Linked DNA regions of Mus musculus: region 1 is linked to region 2. Evidence: chromatin loops called from intact Hi-C (ENCODE). Cell type or tissue: left cerebral cortex. All regions are shown on one strand. Links, peaks and the distances in the headings refer to the core of each region. The heading gives the core; the rest is flanking DNA.

The links. A loop is a pair of places that touch in the nucleus more often than their neighbours do. Peaks named below come from ENCODE experiments on the same cell type or tissue, not always from the same donor. Only the 100,000 strongest peaks of a DNase experiment are listed, where the experiment ranks them.
Region 1: a loop joins it to region 2, with 5 times the contacts of the local background. A loop is called at or near these places in 1 of 42 quality-filtered maps.

Annotation. Positions count from the first base shown.
Region 1 is chr8:22,128,808-22,138,527 of GRCm38, reverse strand. Nek3 (NIMA (never in mitosis gene a)-related expressed kinase 3) reads left to right here. Exons shown (of 16, transcript NM_011848.4): 12 at 5,433-5,535; 13 at 6,335-6,478; 14 at 7,191-7,322; 15 at 9,060-9,183. Among named protein-coding and RNA genes, the nearest start is that of Nek5, 8.6 kb to the right of the region's middle. In left cerebral cortex, for the core only: no CTCF peak of the experiment used is centred there; DNase peaks (open chromatin) are centred at 1,856 and 4,270.
Region 2 is chr8:22,377,126-22,386,845 of GRCm38, reverse strand. It overlaps Slc25a15 (solute carrier family 25 (mitochondrial carrier ornithine transporter), member 15), which reads left to right. Exons shown (of 7, transcript NM_181325.4): 4 at 3,502-3,639; 5 at 5,839-6,008; 6 at 7,404-7,562; 7 at 8,865-9,720. The coding sequence ends at 8,989. Among named protein-coding and RNA genes, the nearest start is that of Slc25a15, 17 kb to the left of the region's middle. In left cerebral cortex, for the core only: a CTCF peak has its summit at 3,803 (motif pointing left); DNase peaks (open chromatin) are centred at 3,796 and 5,706.

The sequences.
Region 1 (9,720 bases), core at 1,165-9,164, 250 kb after region 2:
GAGTGTTCCTCTTTCTCCACATCCTCGCCAGCATCTGCTGTCACCTGAATTTTTGATCTTAGCCATTCTCACTGGTGTGAGGTGGAATCTCAGGGTTGTTTTGATTTGCATTTCCCTGATGATTAAGGATGTTGAACATTTTTTCAGGTGCTTCTCTGCCATTCGGTATTCCTCAGGTGAGAATTCTTTGTTCAGTTCTGAGCCCCATTTTTAAGGGGGTTATTTGATTTTCTGAGGTCCACCTTCTTGAGTTCTTTATATATGTTGGATATTAGTCCCCTATCTGATTTAGGATAGGTAAAGATCCTTTCCCAGTCTGTTGGTGGTTTTTTTGTCTTATAGACAGTGTCTTTTGCCTTGCAGAAACTTTGGAGTTTCATTAGGTCCCATTTGTCAATTCTCGATCTTACAGCACAAGCCATTGCTGTTCTGTTCAGGAATTTTTCCCCTGTGCCCATATCTTCAAGGCTTTTCCCCACTTTCTCCTCTATAAGTTTCAGTGTCTCTGGTTTTATGTGAAGTTCCTTGATCCACTTAGATTTGACCTTAGTACAAGGAGATAAGTATGGATCGATTCGCATTCTTCTACATGATAACAACCAGTTGTGCCAGCACCAATTGTTGAAAATGCTGTCTTTCTTCCACTGGATGGTTTTGGCTCCCTTGTCGAAGATCAAGTGACCATAGGTGTGTGGGTTCATTTCTGGGTCTTCAATTCTATTCCATTGGTCCACTTGTCTGTCTCTATACCAGTACCATGCAGTTTTTATCACAATTGCTCTGTAGTAAAGCTTTAGGTCAGGCATGGTGATTCCACCAGAGGTTCTTTTATCCTTGAGAAGAGTTTTTGCTATCCTCGGTTTTTTGTTATTCCAGATGAATTTGCAAATTGCTCCTTCTAATTCGTTGAAGAATTGAGTTGGAATTTTAATGGGGATTGCATTGAATCTGTAGATTGCTTTTGGCAAGATAGCCATTTTTACAATGTTGGTCCTGCCAATCCATGAGCATGGGAGATCTTTCCATCTTCTGAGATCTTCTTTAATTTCTTTCTTCAGGGACTTGAAGTTTTTATCATACAGATCTTTCACTTCCTTCGTTAGAGTCACGCCGAGATATTTTATATTATTTGTGGCTATTGAGAAGGGTGTTGTTTCCCTAATTTCTTTCTCAGCCTGTTTATTCTTTGTGTAGAGAAAGGCCATTGACTTGTTTGAGTTAATTTTATATCCAGCTACTTCACCGAAGCTGTTTATCAGGTTTAGGAGTTCTCTGTTGGAATTTTTAGGGTCACTTATATATACTATCATATCATCTGCAAAAAGTGATATTTTGACTTCCTCTTTTCCAATTTGTATCCCCTTGATCTCCTTTTGTTGTCGAATTGCTCTGGCTAATACTTCAAGTACTATGTTGAAAAGGTAGGGAGAAAGTGGGCAGCCTTGTCTAGTCCCTGATTTTAGTGGGATTGCTTCCAGCTTCTCTCCATTTACTTTGATGTTGGCTACTGGTTTGCTGTAGATTGCTTTTATCATGTTTAGGTATTAGGCCTATGCTTTCTTTACTTACCGCTGCTTACCAAAATTTCCCCATATGGGCCACCACTTGGCACAGTCTCTGCTTGCCACAGAGACAAGAACGACACAGACACCAAGACGGGTTCACACAGCTTCCACTTTACTTGCAGCTTCCTCTGCAGCTTTTTACTTGAGGCAGCTTTACTTAAAGCTTTTTTCACTTAGGGCAAGGGCTATATTTATACAGTAATGGCAACTGACCTCATCTCGCTCCAACAGCACCTCATCCAATCACATGCTCCAGGCATGAGCTCAAGTAGGTCACAGATAGGCTGACAGATCCGGATCACGAGGAATAGTCTAACTTGGCAGGCAGCTTACACATGCAGTTTCACTGCGCATGTTCGGGCAAGGCAGTAAACATGTGGGTTTCACGGGGCCTGGCAATGGGCCAGGGTGCCATTTTGGCCCATGCGGCCGCACCTGCTTCTCGCATATGTAAACTGTTTAAAGTGTAGCCTGGGGCTAGGACCTGAAGGAGATTTAAGGATGAAAGTAGTGTAAAATGCACAAGCCTAAGGTGTATATAAGCTGTTGAAATCTATTCAAGGCCCGATGTTGTTTGGGGGTTAGCTAAATTCCAGACAGTCAAGATTAAAAAGAGCTTTCCCTTCATTTCATTAATCTCTGACTGTATGGACTGATTCCTTACTGGGAGGCCAGGTTATTTCTATAACAACAGGAGGTAACTACCAATACAGACTCCAAAACCAACAATTGCCATGATTTATTTAAGACTCAGACAGTTCTGTCTGGTGATGAACTCTTAGTTCTTACAACTTCTTCAGGGAAGAGCTGTGCCCTTGACTGTCTTTCAGAAGGACTCATTGGGGACTATAACCACAACGCATCTTCTTTCTCTAGTCCTCACAAATACAGAAACCTTAACTAAGATGATTTTTTTTTCTTTAAAAAACAGTTTCCAGTTGGCATTCTTTAAGTGTTCTGTATCTCTTTGTGATTGTCTTTCTGCTTAAAGCTCTTTACCGTCAGGTGTGGTGATGCGTGCCTAAAGAGGTGGGGCAGGTGGGTCTCCAAGTGCTTGGATAGTCTGGTTTACTTAGTGGGTTCCAGGCCAGCCAGGGCTACAAAGGGAAACCCGGTGTCAGTCAACCCACAAAGAACTGAAGTGAATTCAAAGAATTGCTTTCACTTTAAGGCATTCTTATTTTTTCTTTGTTCAAGACAGGGTTTCTCTGTGTATCCCTGGTTGTCCTGGAACTCACTTTGTAGACCAGGCTGGCCTCGAACTCAGAAATCTGCCTGCCTCTGCCTCCCGAGTGCTGGGATTAAAGGTGTGCACCACCACGCCCGGCTAAAATATTCTTTTAGCTACTGTTTATATACTGACTAGCCAGGAGTTAAGCTTCACTTGTGATGGGCGCTATGATGGAGTCGCCTCTAGGGACTCTTGGTGTGAGTATCACCATGCTGTTGCATTGCCTCCGCAGAGTGGTCTTGTTTAGAATATTAAAATGTATGTGAGCAATGTAGGTAGCTTGTCACAGCAGCTTCCAAGACCAGCGTGTGCAATAATCAGACTCCCGCCCACCCCAGGGAGGGAAGATGTACTGTCAGCTGATTACTCCATCATGAGATTTACTAGTAATTAAACTCCCAGAATGTCTGTGAACTTTAGATGGTAAGTGATGTCTCAGTTTTATATTGCTGTAAGTAGAACATAATACCCAGAGGCCATAAATTACAATATCATTTCATTGCTACACTATGTTATATTTTAGATTTATGGAAGCATATTTTACATATAATAACATCTGCCCACTTTTTAGCATATAGTTTGGTGAATTTTGGTAATCTGATTGAGTGGGGTAACCTTATAGTCAGTGCCATGGTAAGAATTTAGACGTTCAACTCATCTGAAGAGTTTGTGTCCCCTTTGCAGAGGACCTCTGACCCTGGCCTTTGGAAACGGTGTTAATCATGTGTGTGTTGCTTAATTCTGGGGAGATGTTCTGAGAAATGCATTCTTTGGTAGTTTCATCATTGTGCAGACATCCTAGAGAGGCACTCAGGCATGTGCCCTAGAAGGTCACTGGCCAGAGCCGACTCTGTCACCATGAGTGGACAGTTAGTTCGGCCAGGGCCCCCAGAATGAAAGGGTACAGTTGTGAGCATAGGGAAGAACGAATGATTTAGGGCTGAGGCAGGGGGAGAGTCCTGTAAGCCATCCTGGAAACAGAAGACCACAGAGGATGCTGCTCAGTGGCCCGCTCCTCGGGTGTGCATAGGAGCTTTGTTATACAGCCCAGACCCAGCTACCTGAGAAAGGTGCCAGAACAGGGGGTTGGGCCTCCTACATCAACTAATCATCAAGACAGCCCTCCTCCCCATACATCACAGGCCACTGTCATCTGGGCAGTCCCCAGTTGAACCTCCCCCCCAGATGACTATAGACTGTGTCAAGTTGAGATTAAGCCTACCTAGACAGTCAGCATCCGCTGAGGATTTTCAACATCCCTCCCTACAACTGCTTCAAGATTCTGATGGGTTTTGGAATCAACCACATGCTGAGCCATCACTGTGAAGTGATGTTTTGTGTACCCTGGATGTGTTCAAAATTCTCAAAAAGAATTTTGAGAACCACTGCATAAGAACAAGAAAACTCAAGTGTGCCAGCAGCCTGTTCCTTATCTAGTCAGCCAGCAGCGGAGAAGCCACGCCTGGGACCATCCTCTCTCTGGATATGTGCATATTTAGCACCACCCACGCAGTGTGTCACTATAAGGCGAAGTAAAGGCTTTAGACCATTCAGAGAAGTATGATTTAATCAAATTTCTGTTAGTGTTTTATATGGTGGAGTGGAGGGCCTTCAGAATGAATACTCAAAGGTACTCAAAGGAACAACATATCTTTTAAAAGTTTGTTTAATTACATTTATTTAATTATTGGGGGTGGGGTCACATGTGCTGTGGTGTTGGTATGGTGGTCTAAGGACAGTTTGCTGGAGTTCATTCTCTCAGCAGTATGTGTTCTTAAACTGCTGAGTCATCTCTCTCCAGGCTCCTCATCTTAATAATTTTGGGGTATACAGTTCAGTAGTATTCACACTGATGCACATAAATGTTTGGCTAGTTTTTTGTTTTTGTTTTTTTTTGGTTTTTTGGTTTTTCTTGGTTTTTTGAGACCGGGTTTCTCTGTATAGTCCTGGCTGTCCTGGAACTCACTCTGTAGACCAGGCTGGCCTCGAACTCAGAAATCCGCCTGCTTCTGCCTCCCAAGTGCTGGGATTAAAGGCGTGCATCACCACGCCCGGCATGTGTTTGGCTACTTTTAAAAATGTAGCTACCCAAGTGGCAGAGCTGGATGGAGAGAGAGTTAAGAGAGAGAACACGAAGTTAAATATGTAAGAAGGTAGGGAGGATCTGGAAGGAGTGGGGGAAGCCATGAAAGAAAAGAAGCTAGTCCAGTATCTCTGCTGTTTATATATGTGTGTGTGCGTGTGTGTACACACACATACACACACACACATACACACACACATGTAAATATGTGTATATCTCTCTGTGTGTATATATGTGTATATATGTGCATATATGTGTGTATGCATATATATATACACATATATATATGCATACACACATATATATATACACACACACATATATATCCTGTAATGGCTACTGATATATATGGATATTAATATACAAGTATATGCACAAACATTCATATGCATATATGTATATGATTATTAATATGCTTGTATTTGGGTTTCTATGACTTCATCTTTTTAGTGCATCAATTTTTACTTATGCTTAAAATAGCTGATTACACATTTTTTACATTTCTGTAGTAACAAAGACATTATTTGATCACTATTTAAAATCTTTTATAAAGCAAGAGGAAGAACGTGGTAGAAAGTGTAGCCATACTGAATTGGAAAGCACTGGTACAACCCCAGCTGGGAATGCATTGGAAAGAGCAGCCAGAGGAAATCCAGGTGAGTTAATAAATTATAATCGTGGCTTATGTAGGGAGTTTGGAACTGTGAGTGAATGCCAGTGTTCCCCTTACTTGGTCTTGGGTGTCTTGGGTTTCCTCAGCAAGTTTGCAAGTGGATATTTCTCTGCTCACCTAGGATTTAATTTTAGAGAATACTTCAGACGGCTGCTAAAAAGAGACAGTAAGGTCAGGAGAGATGGCTCTGTGGATTCGATTCAGCACCCACGCAGGAGTTCACAGCTGTCTGCAACACTAGTTCCAGGGGATCCAATGCTTTCTTCTGGCCTCTACGGGCACCAAACACTCACGCAGTCTGTACGCAGACATAGACAGGCAAAATACCTCCCTAATAACATACAATTTAGAAAAGAGAGATAAAGAGCTGGTGGCGTGGTTTGGCAATAAGAGTCCATGCTCTTGTGCTGAGGCTCTAGGTAAAGACCTCAGCCTGCAAATCAGTAAGAGGGGAGTAGGGGGGGAGAGAAGGTGTCAGTGAGAGTCATCGTGAGTACAGCACACTTTGTGTGTTTGAGTGCTTGGGAGTTTGACTTATGAACGCCATGCAAAGGGTTAGTGTTACGCATGTCTTAATGCATCCACTCTGCCAGCTCACTCTCAGTTGAGCTGTCCTTTACATGACCTCACTCAGGATCGTTGCTATTGCCTTTGTTCCCAAGACTGTACAGGACTCGGGCTACAAGAAATGCTTCTGCCTTGTTAGAGCGCATGTGCACATGTGGATGAATAAACAGGGTGGCGCTGTTGACCTTTGATCCTTTTCTGCATCTGAGAATCAGGTAACCCACAGGAGCACGGGAGGCATACCAGTCCGGCAAGTCCTCACAGGCCGTGGTGGGAGAGACACGGTCCCAGTTCCAATGTCGAAGCTTTGGAGAAAGCATCTATCCTTACCTCCAGTTTCACGGCAGAGGATGACAGAGGTTAGCACCAGCACCATCCCTGGGAGTCTGGTTCATGCATGCTTAGGTGCCTCATGTAAGACGCGTGTAACACCCACATCTGTCTGCATACCTTAAATAATCTCTAGACCAGTTGTACATAAGGCCACATAAATGCCATGTAAAGAGTTACCACAGCTGCATTGTTTATATGCATATGTAATATGCTCAACACAGACTTAACTTTTATTCATTTTAATTTTATTTGTGCATGTGTCTGTCCATGGGAATATACGTGCATATGCGTATGAAGCCAGAAGAGGGTGTCAGAGCCCTCAGAGCTAGAGTTACAGGCATTTGTCAGCTTCCCAGTGAGGGTGACAGGAGCTGAGCTCTGGTCCTCATAATTGAGCAACACGTGCTCTTAACTACTGAGCCATCTCTCCAGCTCCAAGATTTAACTCTTAAAAAATATCCTAGATCCAAAACTCTGGAGCCTGTGGCTATGCCAGAAGACCATAGTCAGACTGAATATTATTGTTTGACTACAGAGCACTCTATAGAAAAGCCATGCCAGGGTTTGAGTTTATATCACTCTGCAAGAGACATTTGGCACTCCTCGTGTAGGTGAGAGAACTAGGTTTTTAGTGAGGGTCAAATATAATCATAACTTTGCTTGAAATACAATGTGAAAGATAGATGCTGGGAAATCTTTTTTTTTATACCTGGTACTAATGTCCCTCTTTACGACTAGGTGGGTCTGTGATAAAGTATGAAGAAAATGCCCGAAGGCAGTGGGTCAGAGAGCCCCCTGAGGCCTTGCTGTCAATGCTGAAGGACGCTGATCTCAGTCAGGCATTTCAGACATACACAATATATAGACCAGGTAACGTTTGTCTGTTATATAATCATACCGATACTTTGAATTTTTAAAAAATGCGGTAAAATATGAATAAAATCGACCACCTCAGTAACCTTTAAAAAGATTGATTTTTATTTATGTGTCTATGTCCTTGTTAGTGAGTGTATGTATTGTGAGGTACCAGGGAGGCCAGAGAGGGAGTCAGATTCCCTGGATCCGGAGTCACAGGTAGTTGTGAGCCACCACGTGGGAGCTGGGATGCAATCATCCTCGGAAGAGCAGCGGGTGTTCCTAACTGCTGAGCCGCCTCTCCGCGTCCTTTGGCTTACCGATCTTGGAGTATGCAGTTCGGTAGCTTTACACTCCTGCATGCTATTGTGCAACTGGCCTCCAGATTCTTTGCAAGACTGGAGCTGCACACATTAAATAATAGACCCGTTCTCTCTTCCCTGATCCCTGTGACTTTGCAGTGTAAAGCCGGGGCAGGAGAGATGCCGCAGCACTATGAGCACCCTGGGTTTTAGAGGACGGGGGTTCGATCCCCAGTGCCTATGGGGCAAGTCCAGTTCTAGTTGACCCAATGTACTTTTCTGGTACACAGGAGGCACATGTATGGTATAAACATAAAGTATGGACACACAACACACACACACACACACACACACACACACACACACACACACACAAATCTCGAAAGTTCCCCAAATTGTACTTTTAGGTGTTCTGGAATCATTTATGGCTAGTCTTAACCTGTGTTTAAAATTTCTCATTATAGCTACTTTATTTCCCAATTTCTCATTTTAACAGTCACCGTGTTAGAAAGGAATCCGTTTAAGATTGCTAGGGGTGCTGGGATCAGACCCTTGTTATTGTGCATGATGAGCTGTGTCTGTAGCCCCGGAACAGCCATTTTTGCTATGTAAATGTACACTGGTCGTAGGAATACCTCAAGATTTATTTTGAATTTGTTATATGGAATAGAGCCTTAAAATGAAGGTCAGCTAGGATCTGTCTGTGTGTCTGTCTCTATCTACCTACTATCATCTGAGACAGGGTTTCTCTGTGTAGCTCTGGCTGTCCTGGAACTCACTCTGTAGAACAGGCTAGTCAAGAACTCAGAAATCCACCTGCCTTTGCCTCCCAAGCGCTGGAATTAAAGGCATGTGTGTGCCACACTGCCCAGCCAGGATTTAATTTTTAAAATATATTTTCATTAAACCTGAATGACCATTTATAATATAGTCTTGAAAACCAAAAAAAAAAAAGAACTTCAGGCCAGAGGACTGCATTTAAGGGTTGCACGTGTATACACATAACTTTGACAATTCAAATACCAAAAAATCTCCTTGCTTACTTAAAAATCCGAGATAAATCATATCAAGTAGTGCCTGTAATGGCATGGCAGGTTTTAATGATATTGCAAGAAATTTAGTTATATTTCTTTCATTGAAAAATGTTTTGAGTGGCTAGTATAAATTATGATTAAAAGAAAGCTACTTTCTTACATTTAAAGGGTTTTAGTGCATATAACCCTCTTGGAGACAGAGTTGCTTTAAAACTTAATCCACATTCTGATACTTCCTGGGTCTATTGTCTACCCAAATTATGCCGAGTAAATACTGTTTAAATTGGCTATCAGGCACTATGGCTCTGGGCTGTAGTCCTAACATTTGGAGATCAAGACCAGCCCTGGCGATAGTGAGACCTCATTTAAAGCTCAGTAGGTAAATTGCCACACTTTCTGTTGCTGTTCCCCTGAAGGTGCAGAAGGATTCCTGAAAGGTCCCCTTTCTGAAGACACGGCATCGGACAGCGTCGACGGTGATCTCGATTCTGTCATGTTAGACCCAGAGAGATTTGAACCTCGGCTGGATGAAGAAGACACGTACGTTGTAATAGACCTAGAATGCTTTCATTGGGGAATGGAATACACGCCATACCATACTGCAATAATTTCAGATTTAGTAAGAACTATACCACTTTCTATCCTAAACAGCACCTCTGCTGCTGTGTGGTGGACAATACTAAAATTTCATCATGAATTTCCGGCTGCATTCTGCACACAGTATTCTTTCACCAAGGCTTCTTTTGTTTCTGAGTTCTGAGACCTTTAGGCTCCCCCTGAATCTGCTTCCTAGTGCTGGGATGTGGGCATGCGCACCAGGCTCCCCCTGAATCTGCTTCCTAGTGCTGGGGCTTGTGCTTGTATAGCTATATCTGGCTTTTATTTTATGATATATTAGGGTAAAAAAAAACCCACAGTGACACTTTTTTTTAGAACATTTTTTTTCCCTCTACTCGATTACCTTATGGAATTCCGAATTTACAAAAACTTAAATATTGTATGGAAGAAATCTTCATTGAACTCACTAGCAAGCACAGACCGTGCCCCTAATACAGAGGCTCATTATCCAAATTGTTT
Region 2 (9,720 bases), core at 634-8,633:
AAGCAGACCAACACAGCAGAAATATCCAGAGAGACAGAAACATCTGCAGCAGATTCTTAGGAAACCCCATCCCACACTGCATGCCCTTTCAATCCCAGTTGTACAACGGCATCTTACATGCAGAGCCGAAGGTCTGTCTGTGGGCCTTATTTTGTGCACTGGAAGATAAAAGTGTTTATGGGAAAGCCAGAGTCCATAGAAACAGTTGATTTGGCCTCTTCCTGTTCACGCTAAGATGCTCTGTGTCCATTCAGATTCTGGACTGATCCCAAACCCTGAAGTTGAGTCGACCTCCATGTTTATCGACTGATATCTTTTTTTCTAGCAAACTTGGCACATTCCAGGTAATGATGCTAATTGAGAGTTGCTTGTCAGCAGGTTGAGAGAGAGAGTCCCTGAGGAAGGCCAAGTATGGTCTGTAGGCTGGCCAAAAGACCATTTGAAGCCTTAGCTTTTAATAAATGTGCTAAGAAGTGCTGTGAAGGAGAGTACTAAGCGCTAAGGAGTGCTGTGAAGGAGAGTACTAAGCGCTAAGAAGTGCTGTGAAGGAGAGTACTAAGCACTAAAGAGTGCTGTGAAGGAGAGTACTAAGTGCTAAGGAGTGCTGTGAAGGAGAGTACTAAGCACTAAGGAGTGCTGTGAAGGAGAGTACTAAGCGCTAAGGAGTGCTGTGAAGGAGAGTACTAAGCGCTAAGGAGTGCTGTGAAGGAGAGTACTAAGTAGCACAGACACATGCTTCACATCATGGAAGCCTCTACACGAGGACATCCATCCGAATGCCTGTTTGACTCTCCTTGGTTCATGGCGGTAGACTTAATTCTCGAAGGTCAAAAGGAAGTCTACCCAGCAAACAGCCCTGACTCTGACAGCCCCATGGTGAGCCTGCTCTCCTGAGGCCTGGAATGTTAGAGAGACCAGCTCAGTATGTGGACAGCAGCTGGTGGCTTGACTCACAGAGGTGAGACTCCCGGAAAATCAAGGCCAGTGTTGGAAGCAAGAAAAGCAAGTTTAGCTCACAGTAGTCTGTGGGGTACAAGAGCTTGGGGCTGACATCTGCTTGGGTCTTCAAGGGTGTCTTCCGGCTATGTGACAGCATTGCCAATGGAATCATGGCGGGGCTGTGTGAGGAGAGATCACCAGATATTCCAAGGAGCTCTGCTCTGGTGGGAATTAACCGCAGTCCCGTGAGAACTATATTAGTCCCCTCTAAGGATAGCAGAGCCCTAAGCCCCACCTCCTTTTAATTGAAAGTTTTCTTGTACAGGGTGTTTTGATCATGTTTTCCCACCCTCCTAATTCTTCCCAGATCCTTCTTAACCCTCTACGCACCTAATTTTATATTCATTTTCTCTTCCTCTCTCCTCTCTTTAAAACAAAATAAGACAAACACCCCCCCACCCATGAACGTCAAAATAAACAAGCAAAAGATCAATGAGGCAAACAGAGCAAAACGAAGTCTACAGAAATGCCGTTTAGTTCACTCTGTGTTGCCTAACTACAACAGGGAAGGATGGTGAATATACCCGGGGACACGCCACTGGAGAATTTGTCCTTTGCTGCCAGGTGTCAGAGGGTGATAGCTTCTTGGTGCTGGGACCTGATCTGGCTTGAACCTGTGCAAGTCTCATGCATGCTGCCATAGTCTCTGAGGTTACAATTCATCAGTTCTCCTGGGTTTGCAAGGCACAGCTTCCTTGGAGCCTTCCATCCCCTCTGGCTCTTACTGTCTTGCCACCTCCCCTTTCACGAAGATGTCTTGAGGGGAGGGGTTTGATAGAGACATCGAATTTAGGATTAAGTGCTCCAAATTTCTATGCATTGTCTTTCCACTCCAAGCAGCTTCCCTGAGGAGGGCCGAGTGAGTTCTGATCTATGAGGATTGTAGCCTGTCACTGGGAATGGTTTGATTGCAATGTAGGTTTCCCTCCCCCTAAGCCAATGGAGGCGGGAATATCCAGGGCACAGGTCATTGGCTGAAAGCTAAGATAGTGAGCTGCCTCATTATCATGGGGAGGCACCCCAGGGATCTCAGGTGGGTAATGTGGGGACTGGCATCCCACAGAAAAGAGGAAGCCCTGCTCACAAAGGGAGTCTACCTTTTTGTACCAAGCTTGGGGCTGTCTGGTAGCGGCAGTGTTTGACCTTAGCAGCAGGATTTCCCGACAGCTGGTTATTTCCTTAACATCTATGCCGATATTGCCCCTGTCTGTCTGTCTGGTAGGTGTCTCACTGTGGTAGGTCTCAGGGTTTGTAGCTGGGAGATTTCGATGACTGAGTTTCTCCTTTAGTAGTTTGCAAAGTATCGTTTAGTACCACGAATGCCAATCAAGAGAGCTGAAGCTGCTGCTGAGGCACCAGCTTGACTTCTTTGTTTGATGACATACTAAGTGTCATCTTCAGCAACCATCAGGTTCTGGATCGTAATCGATAGCATTGGCAATGGCTTGTCACGTTTAGGTGTTTACATGGGTAGGCCCCACCTCTTAAAGGATCCATCACCTCAACCAGCAGACACCAGGGACCAAGCTTCCACCATAGAAACTGTTGGGTAGCATATGCAAGCCATGCCAAATCCTATCCGAGGTCATAACTGAACTGGGAAATCTTTGTGATCACAAAAAACGTAGACTTTTTATCTGTGGTGGTTATTGACATATCTGGTTATTCCAGGCTGGATTTAGGCCCAAAGGAATATTGCCACAGATAAACAGAGGTGTGCATAGAATATATTTGGGGTGGTAGGGCTGTAGGTGCTTTCCTTCTCTCTCCTATGGTCCCTCCTCATTGTTTTCTTTATGTGACTTAGCTTGGGCTACTAAACAAAACACCATCCATTAGGAAGCTTAAACAAACAAAGTTCTGAAGGCTGCAAAGTCAAAGCCAGCAGGCTCAATTCCTACTGTCATGCCCTCAGTCGTGGCTTGTCACTGTATCCCCACTTGGCAGAGAGAACAAGATTCTAGGCTACTGAACTCAAGATGAAGGCCTCATCCTCGGGAACTCAGCTGTTCCTAACTGCCTCTTAAGAACCCATGCTTGCCGGGTGGTGGTGGTGGCACACCCTTTCAATCCCAGCACTCAGGAGACACAAGCAGTGTGGGTCTGTGTAAATTGGAGGACAGCCTGGTTTACAAAGTTCTAGGACAGCCAAGGCTAGACCAAGAAATCCTGTCACATATTCCTCCCATCCCCTACAAGCAACCTTGCTTTAAATACTATCACACTCTAGTACTCAGTATAGGAATTGGGGGTGGGACATAAGCACAAATGTGGCAGTCAGGCAGATCTGGGTTTGATGCCTGACATACAGCTTTGTAGACATGTGACCTCTAAGTGCCATTCCTCATATGGAACCGGGATACTGCTGTCTGCCTCAGGGTCTTGGGATTCCTAGACGGGATAGCATACCTAGATTCCCTTCTCACATCCCCGTGGTGTCTCCGGTATGCTGAGAGCCGAAGGGGCGGGTAAGCCGATGGTGAGCCTTCTCTGTCTTTTCAGTGACCTTCAGAATGCAGCTGCTGGTTCCTTTGCCTCCGCCTTTGCCGCGCTGGTTCTCTGCCCCACGGAGCTTGTGAAATGCCGGCTGCAGACCATGTATGAAATGGAGACATCAGGAAAGATAGCGGCCAGTCAGAAGTAAGTGCTGTCCATTCATAGATGTTAAGTCCTTCATCTCCGGGTACCGTGTTTTTTTATCTTATATTGTTAAAAGTAAGTAAGTGTAGAAACAGCTTTCTCTATTCTAAAATACGGCGGCAGGGGACACTTTTATGAAAAGACTGTTTGTGTGTGGACTCCCCCTGGAGGGCGTCTTAGGCAGTTATATAATAGTGCAGAAATGCAGACAGCAAGGAGCTGAATTACCCACTTTGTCCTCCCCTCCTGAGTGTATAAGGCATGGCTTTATTTGGGAGACAGCTTTGAACTGGATCTGAGAGAAAAGGTAAGTGTGGCTGTAGATTCTGAGGTGAGTGTTTGATGCCCTTCCTCTAATTCCACATGAATATTCGCCACAATCTGGTGCCAATCTTACCCTTGCCAAACCTTCACGTGTGTTTGCTAAGGGTTCAGGTTCTGAAAGTATTCATCAACACCTTGTGAGTAGATCTGGTGTCTGTGCTCAGAGCACTGCTCAGCATAGACTCGAAAGCACCTGCCCATTACCATGAGGATATATATGCCACACGACGTCTCTAGAATAGAAAAACTATCACTGGTGTTAATCACAAATCTTGCCTATTTATTTTGACGTATCGGGTTGAAGATTGGGTGAAGGGTGTCGCTGCTGCCCCAGGTCTGTACATCTTCTGTGAAGTGGTCCACAAATTGACCACTGTCACTGGTTCCCTCTGTGCTAGTCACAGGCGGAGAGTCTCCCTGCAATGTTTTAAAGAGCCATTTCTGAGCTAGAACCTCCTCCCTATGGGGCTGTGAATACATTCAGCTCACAGTCTAACGGATGCAACTCTGTAGCCAATGCCTAGAGTAAGAAGTAGAACTTTAACACCTCCCCCCACCCCAGGCCTGGATGCAGGCTCACTGGCAGCTGTATTGAGCTGGATTCACTTAGTATGCTTACACTGAGGTGGGGGCACGGTTGCAGGGGCATGGCTGTGGCTGCCGTACAGAGCTCTCCGAAGGGGGTGGTCCTTATTGCCTTTGCCATTCCAGGACATGAGGCTTCATCTCTCCTGCTACCCAAGAACAGAGGGAGTGCTCATATGGAGCATGCGGCTTTCTGCTTGCTCTCCATGTGGGTACAACGTACTACACAGCACACTGTGGTGATGTGGACTCAGGCTGCCTGGTACTGAAGCTGCTCCAGGAGCAGGGCTTCTCTGTAAAAGGGAGTTTCTCGGCAGTCACCCCTTCCCCCTCCTGCTTGAGAGACTCAGTTCTGGGTATTCCTGGGATCCCAAGGGCTATGACTTGACCCTGAAAGTTTCTTGTCTTGCCTTCAAGTAACTCACTCACTCTCTCTTTCTCTCTCTCCCTGTGTAGGTAGGTAGGTAGGTAAATAGATCGATCGATCGATCAATCGATAGATAGTGTGATGGTCACTGTTGAGTGTCAACTTGACAGAATCTAGAATCACCGAGGAGGTAAGGACACATCTGTGAGGGATTATCTTTATTTAACCCGAGGTAGGAAGACTCACCTAAAGAGTAGGTGGTACCCTTACTTGCACCTGTGTCCTAGACTGCATAAAAGGACAGAGTCCACTTTGCACCACCAGTGGTCACTGACCCTGGCTTTCTGACTGCAGACAATGTGTGACCAACTGCTCCATATTCCTGCTGCCCTCACTGTGGACTGTATCCCTCTGAACTGTGAGCCAGAATTTAAGCCCTTTCTCCCTTAAGTTTGCATCTTGTCAGATATTTTGTAACAAGTAACTAGTACACTTTAGGTTAGGAGATCAGCCTCCCGGGCATTAGGAAGATACTGGGCAAATATTGCATGGTTTATCTACTGCCAGACTTGAATGGCTCTTTATTTTAATTCCTTATTACTTACATCTCAGTCAATGTGACTGAAGAGAAATGTATACCGGGTTACCAGGCTGGATTAGGCCTGAGTAAGTGAGCAGCTGGTTTGTTGAACAAAAGTACCAAGAAGTCTAACAGGTGTCCTTTGAAGAAAAGGCGGGTCTCAGGAAAGCCACCCACACGGCTACGGCAAAGTTGGCTGCATGAGTCATCCTGGATACAAAAATCTCATCGCATGCACACACATTCTCCCGCCTGCTCTGAGCGTGCCTCCTGCTTTGTCTTCATCGCATGCACACACATTCTCCCGCCTGCTCTGAGCGTGCCTCCTGCTTTGTCTCCCCAGTACAGTTTGGTCAGTTGTGAAGGAGATCTTTAGGAAGGACGGCCCCTTGGGCTTCTACCATGGGCTCTCAAGCACTTTACTTCGAGAAGTACCAGGCTACTTCTTCTTCTTTGGTGGCTATGAACTGAGCAGGTCATTCTTCGCATCAGGGAGATCAAAAGACGAACTAGGTAAGTGTATTCACGTTGACGACATAGGGTTCAGTGGTCTCTGCCTCCTGGGGTTGCTCGCTTCCGTAGGTGGTGCTCACTCCTTTTTGGGGAGTTTCTGGGTGCCCCAGAGTGAACTGGGGAGTTTCTGGGTGCCCCATAGTGAACTGGTGGCAGGTGTTGGCTCCCACCATCTCCTGAGGGAGACTTCTGAAGATGAACCCTGAAGCCTTGTGTCCCAAACCTCTTCTCTGGCATTAACACTGTTACTGTGGTCCCTCCCCCTTCTGGGTGGTAGTAACCTCTCGGGGTCCATTTTAGAGGAAGAAATAAAGAGAGATTATTTTCCCGATGGAGAAATCAGCTATCAATAATCTCACTGTTTTAAAAACTTGATTTGAAAGATTGGCTTAATCTTTAAATGAGGTCATTGCAGTTACATCTCAGTAAGATTATCTACCGAGTTCTATTCCTGACGTCATGTCACAAACAAGTTCCCTTCTCAGACTTCTTTTAAAATTCACCATCCATTAAATAAATACTTACCGAGAGATCTCAGTGTTCCTTACGCTCAGGCATTTAACTGACAGGATTTCCCAAGATGCTGTGGTGGGCTATCCTGCGTATGCAAGGTGTTCAGTGGCATTCCTGGCCATTTCTCCACTACATGTGGCAACCCCTCTCCAGAGAGAAATCAAAACAAGCAAACAACGTAGCTTCAGAAATTGTCAGTGTTCCCTGGGGAGACACAACTAGCCTTACCCGAGGAAAAAAAGGACATTCAAGACTAAACAGAAAAACAACTCCCAAAACGACAAGAGGAGGAGGCATCTAGCATTTATGAGACTAGTATTTGATACACTGGTTGGACAGCTTAAAGGACATTTCTGCTGTTAAACTGTATGCCTCACTGTTAAGTCTTCACTCACAGTTGTGTCTCTACCTTAAGAACCTTAGCTCTGAGGGTAAGGCCAACAGGTGATGAAGGGGATTGATCAGTGTCCATCATTGTCACAGAGACAAACATCCCCAGTTGTACCTGTTCAATGAAGTACATTTTAAAAACCTGCTAAAAAATTGTGTTTTTTAGGGAGCAGCACAAAGTTTTGTTTTGGTTATAGTAGAGAGAGATTTGGGGCTATTGGGAGTTAAACTTGAGGAAGACCTGACTGTATTTCAGTGGCTTGTTTCTGCATCCCTGTGATGTGAGACCTGTTGGTTGTAGGTGGGCCAACCCCAACTGGAGGACAAGGTTGGGGTGGGGGGCACAATACTCAACTGAGTGAGCAGCTGGTTTTGCTGAGGCCCAGGGAGACTACGGCTTCTGAGACAGAAGTTGTGCTCCTTTTAAGTGTTACGTGTACTTCTGGAAATACCACCTAAAACAAAGGACCACTGGCTGCTCTCCCTCTCTAGGTCCTGTGCCATTGATGCTGAGTGGTGGATTTGGTGGGATTTGCCTGTGGCTTGCTGTGTATCCGGTGGATTGTATCAAATCTAGAATTCAAGTTCTTTCTATGACTGGAAAGCAGACAGGACTCGTCAGGACCTTCCTGAGTATCGTAAAGAATGAAGGTGAGTCTGATGTGTGCAGAGATGAGTGTGTTCACAGTGACCTGGGTTAGTCCGCCCTGTGACCTCCTCTTTCCTTCCTGCCTGCCTGCCTGCCTCCTGCCTTTTTCTTAGTACTGTGTTCATGTGTCCACCTTCTATCTCCAAACCTTTTGCTTTAGCTTTTATTTTCATTATTCTCAAAAATGTTTAAAATTTTTTTTCTAACTTTTGGGCCATGTATCTGGCAGGATTCTTTGTGTTCTAAATACCTTGGTGGGGGGGGGGCATTTTAAGATGCAGACTTTGTTAGTGTTAGAGGGAAGGATGCTTTGAAGCCAGCAGCATCACCTCATTTACATAGACTAAACATGCACAGCCCTGACCGGATCACCAAGGCTTTTAAAGACCTCAATGAGTGTATTACATTCCTATTTCATTGCAAAGAATGTAATAGAGCATCTTTAGCAATAACATTTCTGAGATGAGAAATGGTCTAAGCAGTTTTTAACGTGAATCAGTTTTTAGAGTTATGCAGGAGGATGCAGACTTTTAAAGTCATGTTTATATGACATCAACTTTGTGCAACCAAAGACCTGATCTGTCTTTCTGGCATCCACCATTTAGATATCTTAAAACTAGGGTTATGGGAAGATTTGAAGAAAAGAAAGAGATATGAAATGATATATTGGAACCTGAAGATATAATTATACTGTAATCTTGAAAATGAAATAATTTAAAAGAAGTAGATGACGTATATGGTCAAAACATCATTATCTGAAAAACAGCAAAAAAAAAATAATGCCTTGGCTTAAGAACCTGTGCGTTGGTTTAAAGAGAGGGAGAACACAGCGACAGAGAGACACGGAGACATGCTTAAACTCATGTCCCAAATCAAATGCAGGAACCTTGTATATTACCACTACTCCCAATTGTCATCTCCACTTTTGCCTGGCTCACCCTAGTTCAGTCTCCCTCATGACCACGCTGAGCAGACTAATACTAGAAACACACTTCGGGTTCTCTTGCTAGTCGCTTGGCTCCTCAGTGGCCTCCACCTGGCCATGTTAGGCCTTTGCTTTGCCATGTCTATACTGCAGGAGTCCTGCAGGCTTAGAAATCGATTTGTTATTTAAGTACCAAAGAGCTTTCTGTAGTCTGTTGAGGGGAACGTAAACTAGTCCTTTTATCTCGTGGGTTCTGGTGCTGTTGTCTGAATTTGTGGGCGCAGTCTCTTCTGTGTACGTGTACGTGTGTGTGTGTGTGTGTGTGTGTCCCTGTGCCAGAATGCTGTCACGATTTTTCGATCGCCCTTTTGCCTTCCAGGAATAACAGCCTTGTATTCTGGACTGAAACCCACCATGATCCGCGCATTCCCTGCCAACGGGGCACTGTTTTTGGCCTATGAGTACAGCAGGAAGTTGATGATGAACCAATTGGAAGCATGGTGAAGTGTCCTGGTGTGCCTGGATTCAAGGCAGGCGTTTAGTGACTGGTCAACTCAGGGTTTCAGGGAGTACAAGAACAATGTAGAATTATGTGATTCACTGGAACTTTGAACTTGTCTTCCCTTCTTCTATTCAAAGTCTTGGATTTTTTGTGGACGGTCCTCCATTCTACACAGTATAATTTCTGCCTGTTATTGAACCCAAACAGAAAAGTCCACCCTTGGTAGAGTGAGTATACAGGGGAACTGGTGGCCTTATACACTAGCCTTATGCACCAGCCTCGTGCAGACTGCCTTCATTTCAGGACAAATTCAGTGGAAGTCAGTGGTACACATGCAATTATGATGGCCCTGTCACCACAGGAAAACAAGACTTTGTTCTGGGTTTAATTATAAATGGTGACCAATTTTTAGGTAGATGGTTGTAGATGATTGCTTATAAATGATCCTAGTTAGAAGGCTGTTGCTAAAAGCTGCTGAGCCTGTGCACTAAGAGGCTAACTTTTTTTTTTTTTTTAAACTTTTTGTGGTATATTAAAGCTAAAATATCCCTCTATATTTTTAGGAAAACCTATATGCATAGTTGTGTGGCTTCTACGTTCTTGATGAAGTTTCAGGGTGGACATCCTGGATTTTTCTCATGACGTTTATTCCCTCACAGTGCAGTTCATCTTCTAGGTGGGCTTCTCATTCTACCCTCTGGTACTGGGAGGTGTGGCCAGAGCGTTAGACCTC